3 separate regions of the Homo sapiens genome follow, and regions 1 and 2 are each linked to region 3. The links are chromatin loops, found by intact Hi-C in ENCODE. Cell type or tissue: endothelial cell of umbilical vein. All regions are shown on one strand. Links, peaks and the distances in the headings refer to the core of each region. The heading gives the core; the rest is flanking DNA. Region 1 overlaps CGNL1 (cingulin like 1). Region 2 has its middle 19 kb from the start of LINC01413. Region 3 overlaps TCF12 (transcription factor 12).

Evidence for each region. Hi-C counts contacts between places; a loop is a spot of excess contacts. Peaks named below come from ENCODE experiments on the same cell type or tissue, not always from the same donor. Only the 100,000 strongest peaks of a DNase experiment are listed, where the experiment ranks them.
Region 1: a loop joins it to region 3, with 6 times the contacts of the local background. A loop is called at or near these places in 11 of 110 quality-filtered maps.
Region 2: a loop joins it to region 3, with 7 times the contacts of the local background. A loop is called at or near these places in 6 of 110 quality-filtered maps.

Annotation. Positions count from the first base shown.
Region 1 is chr15:57,538,193-57,546,525 of GRCh38, reverse strand. CGNL1 (cingulin like 1) reads right to left here. Exons shown (of 19, transcript NM_032866.5): 15 at 2,747-2,830; 16 at 1,929-2,053; 17 at 826-934; 18 at 287-450. Among named protein-coding and RNA genes, the nearest start is that of GCOM1, 50 kb to the left of the region's middle. RefSeq lists enhancers at 1-586, 5,271-5,590, 5,731-6,070. In endothelial cell of umbilical vein, for the core only: a CTCF peak has its summit at 4,112 (motif pointing right); a DNase peak (open chromatin) is centred at 4,145.
Region 2 is chr15:57,333,742-57,342,074 of GRCh38, reverse strand. No RefSeq gene overlaps it. Among named protein-coding and RNA genes, the nearest start is that of LINC01413, 19 kb to the right of the region's middle. In endothelial cell of umbilical vein, for the core only: a CTCF peak has its summit at 4,025; DNase peaks (open chromatin) are centred at 3,884 and 6,284; H3K27ac peaks cover 3,252 bases.
Region 3 is chr15:57,144,589-57,149,588 of GRCh38, reverse strand. The region is part of intron 5 of TCF12 (transcription factor 12); the gene reads right to left. Among named protein-coding and RNA genes, the nearest start is that of SNORD13D, 130 kb to the left of the region's middle. In endothelial cell of umbilical vein, for the core only: a CTCF peak has its summit at 2,983 (motif pointing left); DNase peaks (open chromatin) are centred at 168, 2,578 and 2,988; H3K27ac peaks cover 361 bases.

The DNA.
Region 1 (8,333 bases), core at 1,153-6,152, 400 kb before region 3:
CTTATCTGCCCTAAGCCTCTGTTTCCCCTTATGATCAACAGGGATGATATCTACCCAGCTCAGCTGGCATTGGGGCATTGGTATAAGAATGACATGCATGAGACCCTACTGCCCATGTAAGGTGACTAAAGTGGACACAGCCACCTTCATCTCTAAGATACGATAACCCCAAAAGCAACAATGAGGAGCTGGCTTGAGACAACAGGAGTGTGAATGCTCTGAAAGCAGAGCCTGTCTCAACTGTGGGGAGATTACCCGGCCCTCTGTGGCCTCCACACCTGCCCACCTTAAGTCCTTCTTCATGGAGTTGAGCTGCCCCTGCAGATGCTCATTCATGTCCATCTGCTCCTCCAGCTCCCTCTGCAGCTTCTTTTTAGAACTTTCCAGTCTGTCGATTTCCTCCTCAGCCTCCTCCACCTGCCGCTTCATGGCTTTCAAACGCAAGCTCAGCTGCACCGGGAGAGAATGTGGGCTGAGTGCCGGCTGATGGCCCAGCCCCAGCGCTCAGCTTACCCCAGGTCCAGCCACCATCTCCCCAGGCAACCAAGACATGGGCAATGGGGCAGCCAGTCTCTTGGGAAACATGGAGAGCAGGCACTAAGACAGGGTGACTCTTTAAAGCCAAACTCAGGGTGTAGAATTTGCTGATATCCCCTAATTACGTAGGCAAGAAGCCCCCATTTGATGATGTGACTGGGTGCGTGGAAAGGGAGGAATCAGCCCACTCACACTCCACTCCTGCTCAGGGAGGCCTTGCCTCCCTTGCTCCCTCAGCCTGAGACACGCAATCTCATCTAAGAGCAAATGCACGCAGAGGCTCCCCACCTGGTCCTTCTGATCAGTCAATGACAGGTGCTCATCATCCACCTGCATCACCAGCTCCTTCACTTTCCGCTCCAGCCGCCGGTTGCTGAGCTGAAGATTGGCCCGATCCCTGGAAGAGGGGAGACAGAACCAAGAACCCTCTCACTCCCATCCCTGCAGGGGGCCCAGCCTAGGCTGTGGAGGAGGGGAAGCTCCAGCCAGGGGTGCCTGGTCAGCTCAAGGCTTAGGGTCAGGGAAACACAACTTCACAGCAGAAAAAGCTGCTTGTGAGAGACGTGAGGAAATGGGGCTCTGAGAAGGGGAGTGACTGGCCCAAGGCTTCAGAGCCAGCAAGGGGCTGAGCCATGGCTCGACCTGCCCGGAGTTTCTGAGCTTTACTTTGTAAGGCAAGAAGTCACAAACTGCAGATGTCTTGGGTCTACTCCAGGCTGTTCTGGCCTGACTCCCCAAAAGTCCAACTAACACAATAGATAATGTAAAGTGTCAAATGCCGGCACACCACGCTCCTTCTAGGAAGGTGAGGGGCTGTGAGTCAGAACGACTGCTGGAAGGCTGCTCAAGTTGAACCTGGTGCTGGCCCTCGGGCTGCCATTAGAGAGTTAGCTGCAGAGAACTGAGTTGCTGGAAAGGAGTGTGCTCACTTGATCCCATGTCCCTCCCACACACTGCGGGAGGACCTGCCCCATCTCTGACTGGTGGCTAGTCAGCCTCTGCTTAAATACACCTGGCCGCCAGGGCAGAGTCAGCCTTCTGGCCTCTAACGTGGCTCAAACTCTGTAGCTTCCAAGGCAGCCTGTCCTATTTAGAGAACGGGAAAAGGGACAGCAAGTACAGTGGCACCACCATAGACTGAGAAGTGGGGGTCCTAAACTTTTACCCAGCTACACCAGTATCCAGCCAGGCTACCTTACTCAAGTCACTTATTTTGATGGGTCTCTGTTTTCCCACCTATAAAATGGAAATAATAAAAGTAAGGGTGTAGTTGCTCTGCCTTCCTCACAGGCTACGAGGATCAGGACAGATCCCAAATGTGACAACACATTGCGATGGGACTGTCACTGCCCACTGGGGCCTCCGCACTGCAGTGGGTGGGCCCGGCTCACCTCTCCTCACTCTCCAGGCGGTCCTCCAGCTCCGCGATCCTGGCCTCCATCTGCACAACCAGCCCCTCTTTGCTGGACCTGTAGGAACCTTCCAGGTGGATAATCCGGCTCTTTAAGTCCTTGTTCTGGAACAACACAGGGAGACTGTGAGGGGCTATGTGTCTGCCACGCTCTGTGCAGAGCAGCGAAGAATATGGGGCAGAACCTGGTGTTTGGTCGCTGCATGCGATGAGGCTGCTTTCCACACCAGGGCCTGTGGCCTGGAGACCTGGGGAACACAGAGATGTTTCCAAGGAAAACCCCTGAACTCAGCTGCAGGCCAGAAGAAGAAGTTCTATCACACTCCCTCATAAGCCTGAATGAAACCTTTGCCATGTCCTAAGACTCCCGGATGTCAAACGGGCTTTGCCTTGCCCTATAAACCTACAGGGGGACAGGAGAAATAGGCTCCTTTGCCAGTCCTGTGCAGTGAAGAACATGAACAGAAATCATGAAAAAGAAATAATGACCCGATGAAGTTTTCTGAGCCACTCATGTGTTTGATGACGTGGATTCTTTTTCATTCTCTTTACATTAGAATTTAGCCCTCTTCAGGATCTAGAAAATAACACATGCAATTCCTCCTCCCTCAGCTGCCAAGCTTCCATGCAGATTTCATATGACCGGGAAAAACAACTCTGGAAAAGGACTGTTACCCCCCAGAGTTCTTGGGATGCCAAGTAAAGGAGGGACCTCCAAGGGCTTCTAGTTCAAAGCAGTGAAGTGGGGGAGGGTTAGCGGATGGACGGGGGGGCAGCTCACAGGCTGGCTGCCCTCACCTGCCTCTCCAGGGAAATCTTGTCGCACTCCAAGTCTTGTCTCGCAGCTCTCTCCTGAAGTAGCTCATTCCTCAACTGCTCCATCTACAGCAAGCAGAACAAAAGCCCAGAGGTTAGAAGGACTGTTCCTGTATCTTTTGTACTGAAATGGTGGCAAGGAACTGAATGTCAACCTCCACTTTATGAAGGGGGTTGCCCTACCCAGCCCCTCGTGCCATCTGCTCTGGGGTACGGGATCTGTTTCTTAGTTCTTTCTTGGTTTCTTGATGATTGCAATACTGGTAATACAAATAACAGTAAGAGTCAAAGCTAGCCCTGCTGTTAGGGGTTGAACTGTGTCCCCTCAAAAAGATATGTTGACGCCCTAATCCCCAGTACCTCTGCCGTGACCTTATTTGGAGATGGGGACTTTAGAGAGGTAATCAAGTTAAAAATGAGATTATTAAGGTGGGCCCTAATCCAGTATGGCTGGTGTCCTTTAAAAGGGGGAAATTTGGATGCAGAGACAAACACGTACACAGGGAAGACGGCCACGTGAAGATGGACACAGGGAAGTGGAGATGGAGGATTGGGGTGATGGGTATACAAGCCAGTGATTACCAAAGATTGCCAGAAACCACCAGAAGCTAGGAGGAGGCAAGGAATCATTTCCCTACTGGTCTCAGAGGCAGCATGGCCCTGGTAACACTCTGATTTCAGATTTCTGGCCTCCAGAACCATGAGACAATAGATTTCTGTTGTTTTAAGGCACCCAGGTTGTGTTACTTTGTTACAGCAGCCCTAGAAAATTGGCACACCTGCTTAGACTCCACAGGTAGGATCCTATGACACTCACAAACAACCCTCAGAAGGAGCTAACAGTATCTCTCTGAGGATACTAAGGCTTCCAAAAGTCAATCAACTTGCAGGGTGACCCACTGTCTAAGTTTGCCTGGACTGAGGATGTTCTCAGGCTGTTTCCATGCTGAACTGGGACAGTCCCAGGTGAACCAGGATGAGTCAGTCACTCAACTTCCCCAAGAGGTACATAACGAGGAATGGGGGAGCTAGCATTCACCTGTGCTCCTGACTGCTGCATTATAAGCTCAAACTCCAGAAGCGGCTTCCCAGAGCCATGAGCATATCTCAGACACTGCTAGATTTCTCCTTTTTTATGCCAGAAACAAAAGTCAGTAAGAATGCTGAGCAACATCAGACGACCTGACAAAGGCTGAACACTCCTGAGGGTTTCCTCTATGCTCAGGAAAGGAGCCTCGCTGTGTAGCACCAGGGAAGAAATCCCATCGCCTGACCATCAGCATCTCTTCTCCCAATTCCCAGTGGCTTGTGCAAGAGTAAAATGAGTTATGAGGCGGAGGCTCCAGACCCTGTTGCCAGAACTGTCCAGCAGAGGGCAGCCTGAAGAAGCCAGAAGAATCAAGCTAAGCCAGTAAAATAAAACCACCTTTTCCTTCTTAAGGATGAAAACGAATTCCAGGATCCAACGTGGCTAAGAGGTACACACACAGCCCCAGACACCAGGGCCTGGAGAGCATCTGACACAGGCTTACTTGGCCTGGCCTCAAGTTGAATTTCGCCACCTGTACAAGCACCCCAGTGAGTAAAAGATAAGCTCACCCCTTCCTCACTGTCCCCCATGGAGAGCAAGAACTGGGGTCCCAGGAATGGCCAGAGGAGACATCCCACATTGGGCCAGGCTTGCATTTGCTCCCTGGCTCCCCTTGTCCTGACCGAGGTGTGTCACACAGCATGATGTCACTGGCCCAGAGTGGGCAACGGGGAAGGGGGCTAAATGATGCTGGTGGGACAGGCAGGGTTGGGACACAAAGGCCTCCAACACCACAGGGGGAAGCTGGGCCTCTGCCCCTAGGTGAGGGGGTACCAGGTGGTCCAAAGAAAATGCTCACATTTTAAAATTCCTAACTGGCAGGCATCTAAATCATGGAGGTTCAGAATGTTCAGCAGAGGAAACTGAGGCCTACGGCAGCGGTTATGCAAGTAACCTCAGGAGCAGGGCTAGAGACAGGCTGAGCCCCTGCACTGCCCATTACTTCATGGCTCTGTCTCTGGACCATCTAAGTGAAAAGGATTCCAATAGGCCTAGAGTTCAAATGCAGCTGTAGCATAAACATCCGGGCACAGAAGGGCAGTCCAGCCTCCTTAGGGCATCTTGCATAGAGAAGGGAAAAATGCCAGCAGTGGCCAGGACCAGCAGGCAGGGCACGTCCACCCAACTCAGGCCCGCTCCCACTCTGCTGGGCCCCAGGGCCCTCACGAATCACACACTGCAAAGAGGGCACCAGAACAATTGCTGTTACTGTTACCCCAGCACAAAGTGCAAGGGGAATGAATGCAGGCTCACGGCCCTGCTCCCAAGGTGGTTTCTGAACCAGCCACTGACACCTCACACATGGAGGTCAGCAGAACAGCTGGGCCACGGGACTGAGGACAGACGTGCCTCCCAGGGGCAGCCGTTCTGTTCATGTGCCCAGGGCAGGGCCCAGCACTTCACTGAGGACATGGTTAAATTTCCACTGCAATGGGAAACAATTACAGAGAAAAACAGCAGTGGCCTAACTTGTCCTGCTGGCTCTGTCTGTCCCTCACCTGTGACCTTGTTGATCTAACTTCTGGGATACAGGCTCCTAAGCAAGGAACTTGATTGAATGAGACACGCTGTAAGGGCCCCCGAGCTGGCCAATGATACAATAAAAGCACAACCTGGTGCCTCCTCTACCCTTCAGGGTACTGTGTGGCACCCTTCTGAGGAAGCCAGAGGCGCCTGCCTCCATCCTTAGGCAGAGCAGCCACCCCGTCTCTCAACCATTAGGAGTTTCCCCTGGGGAAAACCCACATTGTCATAATGAGAGCAAGCATGTGTCTGCGAGTGCACACGCTTGTGTGCTGGGCAAGGGTAGTCTCAGAACGATAGGATGGGTTTGTTCGCTGTTCAAACGACATGATGTGTCTTATGCAGGACATTGTGACAAAGAGACCCAGAAAGTGCCCGCTCTCCATATAGCCTAGTGGGGGACAAATGAACGAGCCCTGCATAAGAGGTCAGTGTCACTATGACAGGAAAGGACAGTGTGCTGGGGTGGGTGCACTGGGTGACTGCCCAGATTCAGAGGGCCAGCAAAAGCTTCCAGGACACAGACAGTAAGCTGAAACCTAAATGAGATCAGGGATAGACAGGGTAGAAAAAAGGGTAATATGGTTTGCCTGAGTCCCCACCCAAATCTCATCTTAAATTGTAGTTCCCACAATCCCCAGTGTCATGGGAGGGACCCAGTGGGAGGTAACTGAATCACGGGGGCGGGTCTTTCCCATGCTGTTCTTGTGACAGTGAATAATTCTCATGAGATCTGATGGCTTTATAAAGGGAAATTCCCCTGCACATGGTCTCTTTTGCCTGCCGCCATGTAAGACATGACTGTGCTTCTCATTCACCTTCAGCCATGATCATAAGGCCTCCCCAGCTATGCTGAACTGTGAGTCAACTAAACATTTATAAATTGCCCAGTCTCAGGTATGTCTTTATTAGCAGCATGAGAACAGGCTAATACAATGGGCAGGGTAGGGAATGCAGCTTTCAAAACCGGAAGGGGGCAGACCACCAGTAACACAGAGTAGGAGGTAAGAAAGAGAAGGGCAGTGTTGGAAGGAATTAGCCATATGAGGGAGGTGAGGGGGCAGGTTAAGCAATCGATGGATTGGGTGGAGAGGAAGACAGAGAGTAGTCACACAGGACCCAAAATCATACTGTGACAGCTGCTCACAGATTTATTGTGCTTAGGAAAGCAAGTCCTGCGGATTTGAATAGTATTATCTCATTTACTCCTGGCCACCACCAATGAGGTAGGCAGTGTTAACATCCCCATCTGTGCTTAGATTCCTCCTGGTGATGCATGTGGGGCCAACTGGGCGATGCCGGTGGAAGCCACAGAACAGGTGAGCCCACCAAGGAGCAATATATAAAGAATAAGGAGGATCTGCAGCTGTGCCCTGGGGATCCCCTCCAACCCCCCATGTCAGGGGAGGCAGGGAGAATCCAGGATCTATCCCAAAAGGCAAGAAGGGCAAGGACTGCCGGTAAAGCACACAGGCTGGACAAGAACCAAGTTTGCTTCTGGAAGGGTCTGCAGAGAGGTGAGCCTGACTGCAAAGCTCAGAGGAGGCGCTGGAGGTGAAGAGGTGGGAATAGACACCACACTTCTCCTCTGGAATCCAGCAGCGACTAAGACAGCAGCTATGACCCAGGGCTGGAGGGGGCACGAGGGTGTGCAAGAAATGCCCACACCTATTGTTAGGTGTCAATGAGAAGCCACAGAGGAGAGAAAAGTCACAACCAGTGGACATCGAGAAGGGAGTGTCACAGGAGAGCAGCCACCCAGCAAGTGGAGGGACAGGATCCAGCCCTGTCTTGGGGTCAGAATGTGGGTGGGGAGAGGAAGAGGATCCTCCAGGGCTTGGTGGAAGGCAGGAGCCTGTAGCTCAAAGGGAAGGTAGAGGCAAGAAAGGGACGGAAGGTAGATTATTTTCCGAAAAGTGAAGGGATAAAGAAAAACTGAAGGCTTGTAGAGAGACAAAGAAATCTAGTTGCTGTGGAGTGTGCGCCTGAAAAATACCAGAAGACAATAAACGGCCAGCAGAGCAGAGGCAGGCATCGCTCTGCAGCTGTGCTCCCGGCCAGGAGACCCAGAGGGGAAACACCAAGAATCAAGAGCCCCTCAAGCTGGGCGCTGGGCGGGAACTCTCCGAGGCAGATGTTATCACCCTGAGTTTCCAGGTGGGAGGTCCAGAAACAGCTTCTGAGTCAGAGTTAGGTGGAAGCAGCTTTGGGATTCCAACCTAGGTTTTCTGACAAAAACTCATACACTCTTTTTTCCCCTCCCCGTTGTGTCTTCGCAAACCTGTAGGACCTAGGACTCTCAATAAAGGAAGAAGACCCACAAGGAGAGTTTAGACCGGGACTGTGGAGCCCAGAAGGAGAACGTGTCTATGGTGGAGTGAGGCAGAGTGCAGAGAGCGCATGGAGGGATTCCAGGATGGCCAAGTGGTCACGCAGCCCTGGGCCCAGCCTGGGGGTTCAGGACAAATCCTGCCACATAAAGCAGCAGCCACTGGCCACAGTCTTGCACCCTCAGTGCCAATGTCTGAAAAATCTGGATCCCACCAGGAAACAGACTTCCCTGTGCAGAGCAGCACTTAGCATGGCAGCATCCCCAAGGGTCCCCACAGGTTCAAGACCTCCCTGGAGGGCCCCTGGAGAGCCCCAGGATAATGGTGACTCTCCAAAGGGGGGCAAAAAAAGGAATTATTTATCCCCCACCATAGCCCCTTAAAAGATGGCTATTAAAATGGAAATGTAAAATAAATCAGAGTGAAGAACAGGAAGGAATAAATGTGTAGCCATAAAACTTAACAGTTACTGTGACCTGAGCAGGCAGTCCATTTCCTTCAGTCTTTGCAAACCCAGGCTTTTGGCAAACATAATAGGCTTCCTTTTGTTCTTCAAAGGACAGCCTGACATGAAATTCTAAAGTAAATCCACCATGTGGAGCCTTATACAAGAAATACTATGTGG
Region 2 (8,333 bases), core at 1,769-6,768, 190 kb before region 3:
AAACAGCTTCAAGTTATTGGTAACATACAAAACAAAAACAATTCAAAGCCCTTTACATTCAAATTATTGAATAAAAAATAACTATTTCTACAATGTATAAAAGGTATGCTATGTTTATTAGTCTTACTTGTAGCTAATCTACTTTTATGTTTCCTTACAGAAAATTCTTGACATTTTATGTTTCCGTGTAAGAGATTGTACAGAAGGCAAATTTTTGTGTTATGCAATAATAATACTCTAATACAAATTCTGTTATGAACTTCATTGTCACTATATTTAAATGTCATAGCAATTATTTTTATGTGGTATTTTCAAATAATCTAGATTTCATGCAGCATTATAAAACTAACTGGGGCTGGGGACACTGGCTCATGCCTGTAATCTCAACACTTTGGGAGGCCAAGGCGGGCAGACTGCTTAAGCCCAGGAGTTTGAGACCATCCTGGGCAACATGGCAAAACCCCGTCTCTACAAAAAATACAAAACAAAACAAAATTAGCCAGACATGGTGGTGCACGCCTGTGGTCCCAGCTACTCAGGAGGCTGACACAGGAGGATCACTTGAACACGGGAGGCAGAGGTTGCAGTGAGCCAGGATTGTGCCACTGCATTCCAGCTGGGTGACACAGCGAGACCCTGTCTCAAAACAAAACAAAACAAAACAAAAACAAAACAGAAAACAGTGTGAGAAGTGTTCATTACCCACCCACCCCCACCCCCAAAGCTTTCCAAGCTCCCGACCCCATACAGAGGCAAAGGATGCACTGTGCAAAGCTGCCTGCCTGGCCCCAAACGTCCAGTCAAACCCACCACTGCCCTTGCATGACTTCTGACCCCTCCACCTTCAATCTAGACCCCACACCTATCCCACCATCATCTCAGGCCAAGGGGGACCTTGATTAAAGGTTTCCTTCCTGTCCCTGCACCTCCAGACAAGAGAGTGCAATGTTTTCAGAGACAGATCAGATCCTGTTAAAACATTTAACAAGGTCAAGATAACTTAAAATAGTTACCAGACAAAAATAGATGGACTAGTACATGGACAGCAGCTAACTGAGACATGGGATGCTACGTTTCTTATTCACACATCAGATCTTGACATCATATTAGTAAAGGTGTGGGGCGGGGACATGCCATGGCCAGGGTGGGGTCGCAGCTGGCCAGACTGAGCTGGCCCTTCTGTTGAGTTGAACCTTGGGGATATGCAGCCGCTGTGCAATGGTGCCACCTGATGGTACTTTGTAGAATAACCACTCTCCTAGTTTTTCTTCATCTTTAAGTTCCTAAAGAGAGACTGAAATTTCAAATTGGTTTCCTTGTTGTCTATTATTGTCAAATGAAAAGTGCAAACGTTGGTACTCACCTCTCTTGATTTTTATCTGTCTAAAAAATGAAATCTCAGCTATATTCACTGATATATTATGGAAAGAACACTGGACTTAAGGGATTTGGGTTCAGATCCCATTTTCGGCAACTTACTAGTTATAGGATTTGGTAAAGTTACTCAACATCTGCATGCCCATTTTATGATCTGGAGAATGGAAATAATAGGATTCTTGTGAGGATTACAGGAGGTGATATATGCACATCTGCGTCCATAAATCAAGCCTGGGTGTTGTGGAGGTGTGTGTCACCATCATGCATTCTCTGAAGGAGGCTCAGCCAGCTCTACCTTTAATGGCTGGGATTTACTTGTCTTTTGGTTCCTTTCCACCTGTTTGCCAGCAGAGGCTAAGGTTGTGATGGAGGCCATCTCTCAGCAGATGAGTTGAGACCATCCTGGGCAACATGGTCAGGACCACCCTTGGGCCTCTGTGCAGGGCAGTGCCCACCCTGATGCCTACGCTGGTCAGATTGAGAGCATAGACATGGGGCCATGACCTCCATAAACCCCCACCCAGTGCCACATGGCAGCCCAAGGAACCCTCTTAGCCCTGGGTTCTTCGTCTGTAAAACGAGGCTAACGTAACAAGGGGAGCTACTTAGTAAAACAAAAAAAAAAAAACTAAACTACAATTCGTCTTCTGGGATGTTTTGTTTTGTTTTGTTTTGGAGTGTTATTTGGCTGCTGTTTTACTCTATATTCCCAGAGACAAATGAAGCGTAAGAGGCTGTTCTTGCATTACTATAAAGGAATACCTGAGACTGGGTAATTTATAAGAAAAGAGAAGTTCTTTTGTTTTTGGTTTGTTTTGAGACAGAGTTTCACTCTTATTGCCCAGGCTGGAGTGCAATGGTGAGATCTTGGCTCACTGCAACCTCTGCCTCCCAGGTTCAAGCAATTCTCCTGCCTCAGCCTCCTGAGTAGCTGGGATTACAGGCATGGGCCACCATGCCCGGCTAATTTCGTATTTTTAGTAGAGACAGAGTTTCTCCATGTTGGTCAGACTGGTCTCAAACTCCCAACCTCAGGGGATCCGCCTGCCTTGGCCTCCCAAAGTGCTGGGATTACGGGCATGAGCCACCGTGCCTGGCTAGAAAAGAGGTTTAATTGGCTCACAGTTCTCCAGGCTGTAAGGAAGCATGGCCCCAACATCTGCTCATCTTCTGAGGAGGCCTCAGGAAGCTTATGATCATGGCAGAAGGTGAAGGGGGAGCAGGCACGCCACATGGCAAAAGCAGGAACAAGAGAGACAGCTGGTGGTGGGGGGTGCCACAGACTCTTCAATGACCAGGTCTCACAAGAATTCACTCACTATGATGAGGACAGCACCAAGCCATGAGGGATCGGCTCCCATGATCCCAACACCTCCCACCAGATCCCACCTCCATCACTGGGGATCACAATGCAACCTGAGATTTGGGCGAGGACAAATATCCAAACTATATCAAGCATCTTCCTTCCCCTTTCTCCCTTCCCCTCCTGATTCTGGGGAGAAGAGGCTGCTGTGTGTTTCTGAAGGGCTGAGTGTTCTCACCCACCCCCAACCCCCCAAGTAAAGAACTCTTATGTTTCAGGCCCATGGGGTGTGGGGAGAGGTGGTCCCAGAGGAGCAGGGCGTGAGATTGGCAGCTTTAGTTGAAGAGGCTGGGATAGATAGGGGGGCAGGGGTGGTGGTCTCAGCAAATGGTGAGGAGTGAGGGGGAAGGGTGTCCAAGGCTGCTCAGGGGGTGGAGCATGAATACCCAGAGGCTGAGCTTCAACTCATCAGCACTGCTCCCGGGGACCACAGTGACTGAAGAGTGAACCTCTGAGCAGTGCTCAGGGCGTCCTGAGGCCCGGAGAGCCAGTTCTCTGAATGGTGCAAGACCCTGTCAGGTCCACAGGACCCCAGAAGCCAGGAAGCACAACAAATTGGATTTCCGCCCATGCTGAGTAGATGGGAGCTAGAAAACCAAAGAAGGCCAGGTGTGTTGGCTCACGCCTGTAATCCCAGCACTTCGGGAGGCCGAGGCGGGCGGATCACTTGAAGTCAGGCATTTGAGACCAGCCTGGCCAACATGGTGAAACCCTGTCTGTATTAAAAATACAAAAATTAGCTGGGCATGGTGGCATGCACCTGTAATCCCAACTACTTGGGTGGCTGAGGCATGAGAATCTCTGAACCTGGGAGGCAGAGATTGCAGTGAGCTGAGATTGCACCACTGCACTCCAGCCTGGGCGACAGAGTGAGACTCTGTCTTACAAAAAAAAAAAAAGAAAAAAGAAACAAAGAAACAAAGAAAAAGAAAATCAATGGCCCTTGCGCCAGAGTGTCTTGGAGGGAGTCCACACTGACACGCCCACGGGGGGAGCTGCTGAAAGCATTCCCCAGTCCAGTGCTGCCCCGTGAGCACCGCCACCTGTTTCCCGCTTTCCTGGCCACCGTACATACATTTGTTCATGTTTATAGACTCTGAATATAGAGACCCCACACAAGAAGAGAAAGGCTCAGAAAAACAATGTTATGACCTGCTTCCTGAGGCACCCTGCCTGCAGGAAGTGCTTTTCACAGCAAGAAATTCTGACTCCAGGACCCATATTTTTAGCAGGAACATGGTCAGTCAACACACATCCTCTAGGCCTGCCCTGGACCAGATGACCAGGAGGAAGCAGCCGTGAGTCACAGGGAGAAAGCCGGTGGCTCTGACAGGGACGCCTGCTGCTCCGCCGGGGAACAGCTTTCCCCTGGTTTCAGTTAGAAAGGTCAGGGGACGCCTGACCACACAAGGCTCACGGGAACTGTGGAGGGCGGCCCCTCAGGCCACAATCAGCAGGTGCCCACCATGGCTTCTCTCCTGGCAGGTGAGGACTTCAGTTTTTCTCCATGGCTTGGCTCACCTGTTCTCTTATTCTCAGAGCCATAATCACCCTCCTCCTGCCCCAGCCTGGAGCTCTCTGAGACCCTCCACTATAGTAACCAGCACAGCCTAGAGAGGGTAAATCCTCCGGTGCCCCCAACATCCCACCTTCATGTTGCAGCGAGGCCCAAAATGTCCCAGAAGAAAAACAAACTCCATCGCACACCAAAAACCCACCAAAAAACGTGAAATCACCTTCATAATTTGGGAAGTATAAACATAGTTCTATTTGTTCTGTAACGTATTTTTCATGATCAGGAAATGAAGACAAAGAAAGGCTTTGGGAATTGTTTTATGGAGAGGACACCATCTTCCAGGTCCTGCCAGCTCAGGGCTCCCATCTTTCAGCCCCTCCAGAGCTGAGCCCGGAGGGCTGGGGCCGCCCTCTCCCTGCTCCTGAGCCACAGAAGCCCAAGGCTGGCCCTGAAGACCTAACAGCCTCAGGCATTTGCAGCCCCCTTGGCCTAAAAGGGCTGTTAAGAGAGGTGCAGACGTGGGCCCTGCCCATTCACCCTCAGAGGAGGTCGCGACTTCCACCCCAGCAAGAGTACCCCTAGGACTGTGGAGTGCAGAGGACAGCGACCGTTGACTAGGTACCTGGTGCAGGGTCTTGCCCTCCCTCCCTGTAGCCCGATATGGGAAGGGCCACAGTCCAAGTCCATGTTCATGCTGCTCCTCCAGGAGGCCTTCCCAAACATCTTCTCGATGCCGAGTAACTCACAGATCCCATATAGAAATAGACCTTGGAAGGGATCTCTCTTCTTGCAAATGAAGAAACTGAAGACCAGAGATGTACCTCAAATCACACAGCGAGTAACCGGCAGAGCCAGGAGGCTCCTCTGCCCCCAGGCCAGAGAGGGCTTGCAATCTGGCTTCCGAGCAGTGGTTCCCAACTCCCGGGCCATTACAATCACCTGGGATCCCCACCAGTGGAATGACTCTCTGGGGGTGGTGCTTGGAAGGCTGGTGGTGGTGAAAGTTCCCCTGGTGATTCTCATGCAGCCAGATTGGAGAACCCTTTAGATTCAGGCATGGAGGTTCCACCTGGTTCCAGATCACATGGCCATTTGGTCTCAAGAAAGTCACAGCCCTCCTGAGTCTCACTGGCAAATTGCTACGTAATAACACGCATCTTCTTGATAAGGAACCGATATAAGGATCCAGACCCTGGACCTCCTCAGGAAAACAGAGCACGCATTATAAGATACAATCGAATAGGAGAAGTTTTTCATAAGCTTGGAGGGCTATGGTTATTGGATTCAAAAGAATAGTTTTCTCTCTTGTCACATAACAATTTGAAAAGTAGTAATACCCATTCTTTAACAGAAGTGTATTTGGGGCCAGTTGCGGTGGCTCACACCTGTAACATCAATACTTTGGGAGGCCAAGGTGGGTGGATCACTTGAGGTCAGGAGTTTGAGACCAGCCTGTCCATCACAGTGAAACTCCGTCTTTACTAAAAAAACAAAAATTAGCTGGGTGTGGTGGCGCATGCCTGTAGTCCCAGCTACTAGGGAGGCTGAGGCAGGAGAATCACTTAAACCCGGGAGGTGCGGGTTGCAGTAAGCTGAGATCGTGCCACTGCACTCCAGCCTCGGCGACAGGAGGGCAACCCTGTCTCAAAAAAAAAAAAAAAAAAAAAAAAGCCTATTTGGAATCAGTCCCCTCCCACGGGGACCTCTTTCAGGAGGTCAGGCCACAGCACCGTGGCAGGCATGTGGTAGCCCCTCCATAAATGGCTGAGCGAGTGCAGTTGAAGTGGGAGTCTGGTGTTCTTTGAATACATCCTGCTGCATTGGAAGAAGCCTGTGCAGGACTAGACAGTTGGCCTTCTGTGGCAGGCTCTTGCCTCCAGGCCAGTTGAGTGAGTGCAGATGTCCCGAGAGACCAGCAGTGCAGCCACACCCCATGGGACTGTGAGGCGCTCTCACAGTGAAGACCAAGCGCAGGTAGCACTGGCTTTGTGGTTCGGAGAAAAGTCGACACTCATTTCCTTGGGGAAAAAAAGTATTTATCAAAGGAAGTCTTTCCCTCTTGGCAAAAAAAACAGAGACAAGTAATTTCCTCCAGCAGTCTGAGCTGGGATTTGGGGGCAAATAACCATTAAACAGAGACACCTGAGGTGCACAGATGGTCACTGTGGCAAAGGTCGGCTGAAGAATAATAGGTAATAGGGAGCCACTGTGGGTTCTTGAGTGGAGGAGGGGCATGATAAAGCAGGGCTGGAGAGCAGAGGGAGAACGGTAGAGCAGAATGTCACAAGGTGCTGGGGCCCTGACTCCCTAAGTGCAGGAAACTGCTGAGTCTTGAGGTCACTTGAGCCTCCTCCTGCCTCTCTGATAGCTCCCACCTGCCACCCCCACAGGCCACACGGTCCAAATGTCTCATCAACTGCTAGCATACGCTAAGCAGAAGAAAGCGTGTGGCTGTCCCATTTTTTATGCACCAAGCCGTGAGGCCAGAGGCACCACCCCTCTGCTTGGAGGATTCTGAGGGTGGTGGTAGTTGTCATCTTTCCAGGGAATGTGTGGCCTTCTAGAACCTAATAATAGTGATAACCATAACTGCCGCTTATGGAGGACACTCATGAGACTCTCGTCTGCCTGGCCTCACCCTGACATGGAGGCTCCCCGACCTCACCTCGGCTACTCTCCCCTCACCCAGTGTGTCCCACTAGTGGGCCTGATGCTGTCCTTGGCTTGCTCCTACCTCACACCTGCTGTTCCAGCTCCCTGGGATGCTCTTCCTCTTGGTGTGCTCATGGCTCCATCCCTGAATTCATTCAGGTCCCTCCTGAAATGTCACCTTCTCTCTAACACAGCTCCCACCCATCCATGCTCCCTCTTGATGTTTCTTTTCACCGACCACACCTGACACATGTAGTTGTTCCTTTGCCTGTTGTCTGTCTCCAGCCACCCCACCCTTGCTGTGAGCTGCCCTGGAGTGGGCACTTTGATTGGTCACCACCACCTCCGCAGCGCTTAGAGCAGGCTTGGACTATCACAGGCACTGGATTAATGCACCTGTGGAGTGAGCACCCGCGAGGGCAGGGCCTGAGGACCGTTTGCCAACCCGAGATCAGGACCGTGGCAGACACTGACCCTATGAAACTGAGAGGCTGGATGGAGGTGGTGACCTCCAGAGGGCCCCTGCAGCGCCAGGACCCCTCACTCAGTCGGGGAAAGAATAAAGGCAGGCGCCTATACAGCTCCCTGGATCTCCTTCCTTCCTTCCTTCAGGACCCAGGCCCCAGTCCCTCGCAGGATAAGAAATGACTCATACTGGGCTCACTCCCGGCTCCTCCCTCTCCTGGCTTCCCCTCCACCCATGAGGCCACCCATCCTGACTGCTGGCATCCACCCGCCCTGTACTGCTTCCTCCCTGACCTGTACCCCCACTCGCAGGCACCCTTGTTCCGCATGCGTACGCTTGCTTATGGTTTGTCTTTCCATCTCCAGCCACACTGTCCCTAAGCAATATCATGTGAGCACACACGTGAGCCTCATATGTGACCTTACATATTTTAGTAGCCACGTTTTTAAAATACGCTCCTGCAAGCTCAAACAGGTAAGTAGCCACCACATTTTTTTAAAAGAAGCATGGAAAATTATCTTTTACATACTTTATCTTTAACCCAATATATCCAAAAAATGTATAATTTCAACATGTGATCAAGACAGGTTGAGCATCCCGAATTAAAAAATCTGAGCTTTGAAATTCTCCAGAATCCGAAAGCGTTTGAGTGCTGACATGACACCGCAAAAGGAGAGTTCCACCCCTGACCTCATGTTCCAGGTCACAGTCAACATGCAGCCAAAACTTCTGTTTCATGAACAAAATTATTTAAAATTTTATATGAAGTTACCTTCAGGCTATGTATATACGGTGTATAAAAAACATATATGAATTTCATGTTTAAACTTAGGTCCCATCCCCAAGATATCTCACTTATGTATACACAAATAGTATTCCAAAAACAGAACAAATGCGAAATCCAAAACACTTCTGGTCTGAAGCATTTCAGATAAGGGGTACTCAACCTGGTTAAAGTA
Region 3 (5,000 bases), core at 1-5,000:
ATGATATTGTGCTCTCTTATTTCCAACATTAGATGTTTTATTTCTAAAATACTTTGAATTCCACTAAGTCTGCTGACATATTTGAATTTAGAACAAACTGCTCTAAGAAAATGATCTCCTGTACTAACTACACACATAGCTATTTCTAAAAGGTTAAAAGGCTGGCAATTTTCCAGTTCTTTCTCATCATTTCAGTTATGAAATACAATGTCCAGTTCCTAGTTCTCTTCTATTTTCTTTGGCATGTTGTGACCAGTTCTCCAAATTCAGTATCATGTATTTTGTTGTGTAGGTCTTTAATTCCTGGCCCCAACCCTTGCCCACATACATATACTCTAAATATATGCTACAGATAACCACAGGGCATGAAAAACACTGGTGAAAATTGCTATTATTAAATTTTACTGCTTCTTAGAGGTCTGTCTCTCACTATGCAAGCTACGTCATATTTACATTTATTTTGACACTTTTATATTCAATTTAAAAAGTCACTGATTTCATTAAAATATTTTGACAAACTATATGCTAACTAACAGTAAAATTTATACTGAAAAATCTTAAAGCACTCCTGTTCTTTCTCCGAGGGATTTGTATATCCTGGCAATGTAAACATAGATTTAAGACTACACCTAGACCCGTCTCACGTGGGAAAACTGGTCACGTTGTTGTTAGTTATAATGCTTGTAAGTACATTTGAGCTTTCTGTTGTTGTTGAGATGAGGTCTCATTCTGTTAACCAGGCTGCAGTGCAGTGGCACAGTCCTGGCTCACTGCAACCTCTACCTCCAGGCTCAAGCTATCCTCTCACCTCAACCTCCTGAGTAGCTGGGACCACAGGTGCACACCACCATGCCCAGCTAAATTTTGTATTTTTTTTTTTTTTTTTTGCCACGTCACCCAGGCTGGTCTCGAACTCCTAGACTCAAGTGATCCACCCACCTCAGCCTCCCAAGTGTTGGGAATACAGGCATGAGCCACTGTGCCTGGCCATTTGAGCATTTTTTGAAAAAACAATTTTTGTAAACTTGTATTTTGTCATTTTCCTTGAACATTCCAACTTTCCAAGTTCCCTCCCACTGAAGGCTGCTGGTTTGGCTTGTTAGCCCCTCTGTATGAATTGTTCTTTTGTCACAGCATTAAGTCTGTGAGGGAAACTAGACAATTTTTTTTTTTTTTTAAACAAAGTCTTCCTCTGCTGCCCAGGCTGGAGTGCAGTGGTGTGATCATAGCTCATTCCAGCCTCCAAACCCTGGGTTCAGCCTTCAAACAGCTGGGACTACAGGTGCATTTGCATTTATTCAAATATTATTTCCTCAGAGAAGGGTTCTCTGACTAAACTATCTAAAATAACCCCACTCTAGCCTTTCTTTCTTTCTTTCTTTTTATTATACTGTTAACAAAAATCGACCTGGTAAAGTGGCTCACACCTGTAATCCCAGCACTTTGGAAGGCCAAGGTGGGAGGATGGCTTGAGCCCAGGAGTTTGACACCAGCCTGGGCAACATAGTGCGATCGTGTCTCTACAAATAATAATAAAAAAAAATTAGCAGGGCATGGTGACGTGCACCTGTACTCCCAGCTATTCGAAGGCTGAGGTGAGAGGATTGTTGAGTCCAGGATTTGGAGGCTGAAATGAGCTATGACCACACCACTGCACTCCAGCCTGGGCAGAAGAGCAAGACTTTGTTTAAAAAAAAAAAAAAAAAGTCTAGTTTCCCTTGCAGAGATAATGAAACTTGGCCAGTAACCTTTGGTAAAACCATTATAACTCACAATTTCCCCTTTTCCTATTATAAAGTTTAGGAACTCTGCTTTAATTTGTATTGTCACTTTATCTACATTTTACTATCATTTTCCATATTTGTATTTTGCTATTATCACATATGTGATAACTGAACCCAAAACTCCTTTGCATTTTCTGTTCCTGTGACTGTCTCTTTCCATTCATAATTTTATAAAATATGCACAAGGATTTAACTGCACCTTTATAGGTTTTTTATTTTATACTTTCTGTTTTTTTTCCCTAGAACATGCAAAGATCTCACTTAGTGCTTTTATGGTAAGAGTTTATTTTGGGTAAAGCTTTAAAAAAAGTATAAAATGCTTTAAAATATTTCAATGAAAGATTATAGCAGATAAGCAGGATTAATTTAAAAAACAAACTATTTGGGGATCAGAAGTAGTTGTTTAATAGGATATAGGTTTAGAGTTCCCAAAAGATATCTTACAACTAAGGAAATAAATATAAAGATAGCTCTAAAGGGTTAGATAACTATTACACTGATGTTAAACAAATACCATGCTTACTGGAATTAAACTTTCTAGAAGTAATAAGCTTAATAACTGAATATATAGTTACATTGTTAGTACTGAGAATGGAAGAAGTGATCCAGAAATGATTGCATTTATTTCACTTTTACTTCCTCAACTTTTTGGATTATATTCAGCCAATATCTATTTAAGGAACTGCTTTGGAAGGCCCTTATGTTTTATGCAAGGCACTGCTATTTTCCCAAATGAATAGAATATCCATTCTCCAGCTCCAAGTTTCCATGACAATAAAAACAAAACATTCATCAGCACCAACTTGGTATTTTATGGCAAATGCAGCTGCAGCTTATAACAGTTCAATCTTTATCCCAACTCATTTCTGCCTAACAGAGGCACTATATTTCTCCAAATCAACTGAATTATTTTTACAGTGATTTTCCCCACCGCAGACCTAAACACTAACAGTGTGTTACACCATCTCTAATTATCATCCACTCTTCCCAATTTCACGCCAAATACAATGAAAGGTTCCCAAATGTTGCTAAGAGCACATTTGATTTGTGAAATCTGAAAGCTCAGTTGATTTAAGTATTACAGCTTTAGAGGAATGTATAATATTTAAGCTTTCATGATTAACTACAAAGAAGACAGAATTTTGGAAACGAAAGACATTCACAGCAAACAAAAAGCTAAATTAAAATCAGTCAGATTATGGTAAGACAGTGCCCCCTTGTGTCTTGGTATTTCTGCCTTGACTAAATCCGGTATTCATTTCCTTAGAGTTCTATAATATAAATTTGAATATTTTTTGTATCACAGAAATAAATAGAACTTGATAACTCTCCTAAGACAAAATCCTAATTTAAAACAATATGAATACACTGGCTATTAAATATAAGTGATTTTTACATGAATACTCTGTAACATGGTGAAAATGTAACAAATTTGTATATCTAGTAATTTCATTTTAAATTTCACATTTAATTTACTATTAGTGAGAGATGTTGACAAAGTTTTAAGAATGAAAGAAAAACCTTGCTACTATCAGTTACATTTTCCTTTGGTATTGGTTCTCCTGTGTAACCACTTTATGCTAGTACTGGTTACCCTCATTATTACCCTGGGGCAACTAATGAGTTTGAGGCTTTACACAGAGAACAAGACTGTATTAAATAGAAGAAATTAACATGAAATCTTAAAGGGTATATGTAATAACAATATGAGTAATACCCTAAGTTACAAATAGCTTTAGAAATAAAAAGTCACATAAAAAACATCATTCATGTTTTTTAACTCCACTCAAAGTGTAATATTCAGATCAGAGGCAAGGCCATGAAGTTTGTAAAAATTCAGAATCTCGGGTACCATACCAGATGATCTGAACTAGAACTTGCATTTTATAGCAAGATCCTTGGATGATTCTTATAAGCAATAAAGCTTCAGAAACGCTGCTCTAAACTCAAAAGCCTTCCTACCCTCAACTATCACGCAGCAGGAGCAGAGTAGCATAAGGAGAGGCTGACTGACCTTTGGGCATAGAGTTAGCTTTTAGAGATCAGGTGGATTCAAAGAAAGAGAGAATCAGGAACAGCTCTAGGAAGGCATCCCTGAGTATATAAACTGAGGCTATGTCAGCGTGCTTACCAAAGTGACTCCTACACCAACTCTTTTTCCCTTTTTCATTCTCTAAAATATATTTTTTAAATGAACAGCTAAGATTCTATCAATCTGTGGTCAATATGGGTGACCAAGAAACTTCAAAAAGCAAATAATGTAAGAATTAGAAGTCCATCACTCATTATCAATGATCCCTAGTACACATTTTTTTTTTACATATTTCAAACTACATTTACTGTGCATTTTCTATCTTATTTCACACTCACCAATCCCCTGATAATCAAGTTTTATTATTCCCATTTTATAAATGAGAAATCATTTATAAATGAGAATCATTGAGGTCAACTAAATTACCAAAGGTCATAAATGTAGTGAAGGCTGAGCACACTGCTAAGATTCAGGTTCTGATTCCAAATCCTAGGTTCTCTGTACTGTAACACATTACCAATACTCATTAATGTAAATAAGCTTAATTAGATTGCCTTTCTCCCAATATTAGCTATGGACAGAATACCCTGCAGAATAACTTTAGAGCAGAAGACTAAAGCAGCACAGTAGCCCTGGGCATATGGAAATGTTCTTATTAAGATGTTTAAATGTTCTTAAATAAGGGATGTTCTTATTTTCTTTTGGCTCATCCATATTTTGATTTTCTACAATAAACATTGTATTTGATACAGGAAAAGTATTTTTAAATGCTCATAGTATATAGTATATTCCTTACAGATAAGCTAAAATCTTTAAAAGAATTCATGCATGTGAAGTAACCCATATAACATGTGCACAAAGAAGTTAGGTCTGCCAGGTATGGCAGCTCATGCTTGTAATCCCAGCACTTTGGGAGGTTGAGGCAGGTGGATCTCTAGTGCTCAGGAGTTTAAGACCACCCTAGGCAACATGGCAAAACCCTATCTCTACAAAAAAATTCAAAAAAGTTAGCTGGGCATGATGATGTGTGACTGTAGTCCCAGCTACTTGGGAGACTGAGGTGGGAGGATCACTTGGGCTCAGGAGGCGGAGGTTGCAGTGAGCTGAGCTCGTGCCACCACACTCCAGCCTGGATTACAGAGTGAGAAGCTGTCTCAAAAAGAGAGGGAAAAACAAACGAAGTT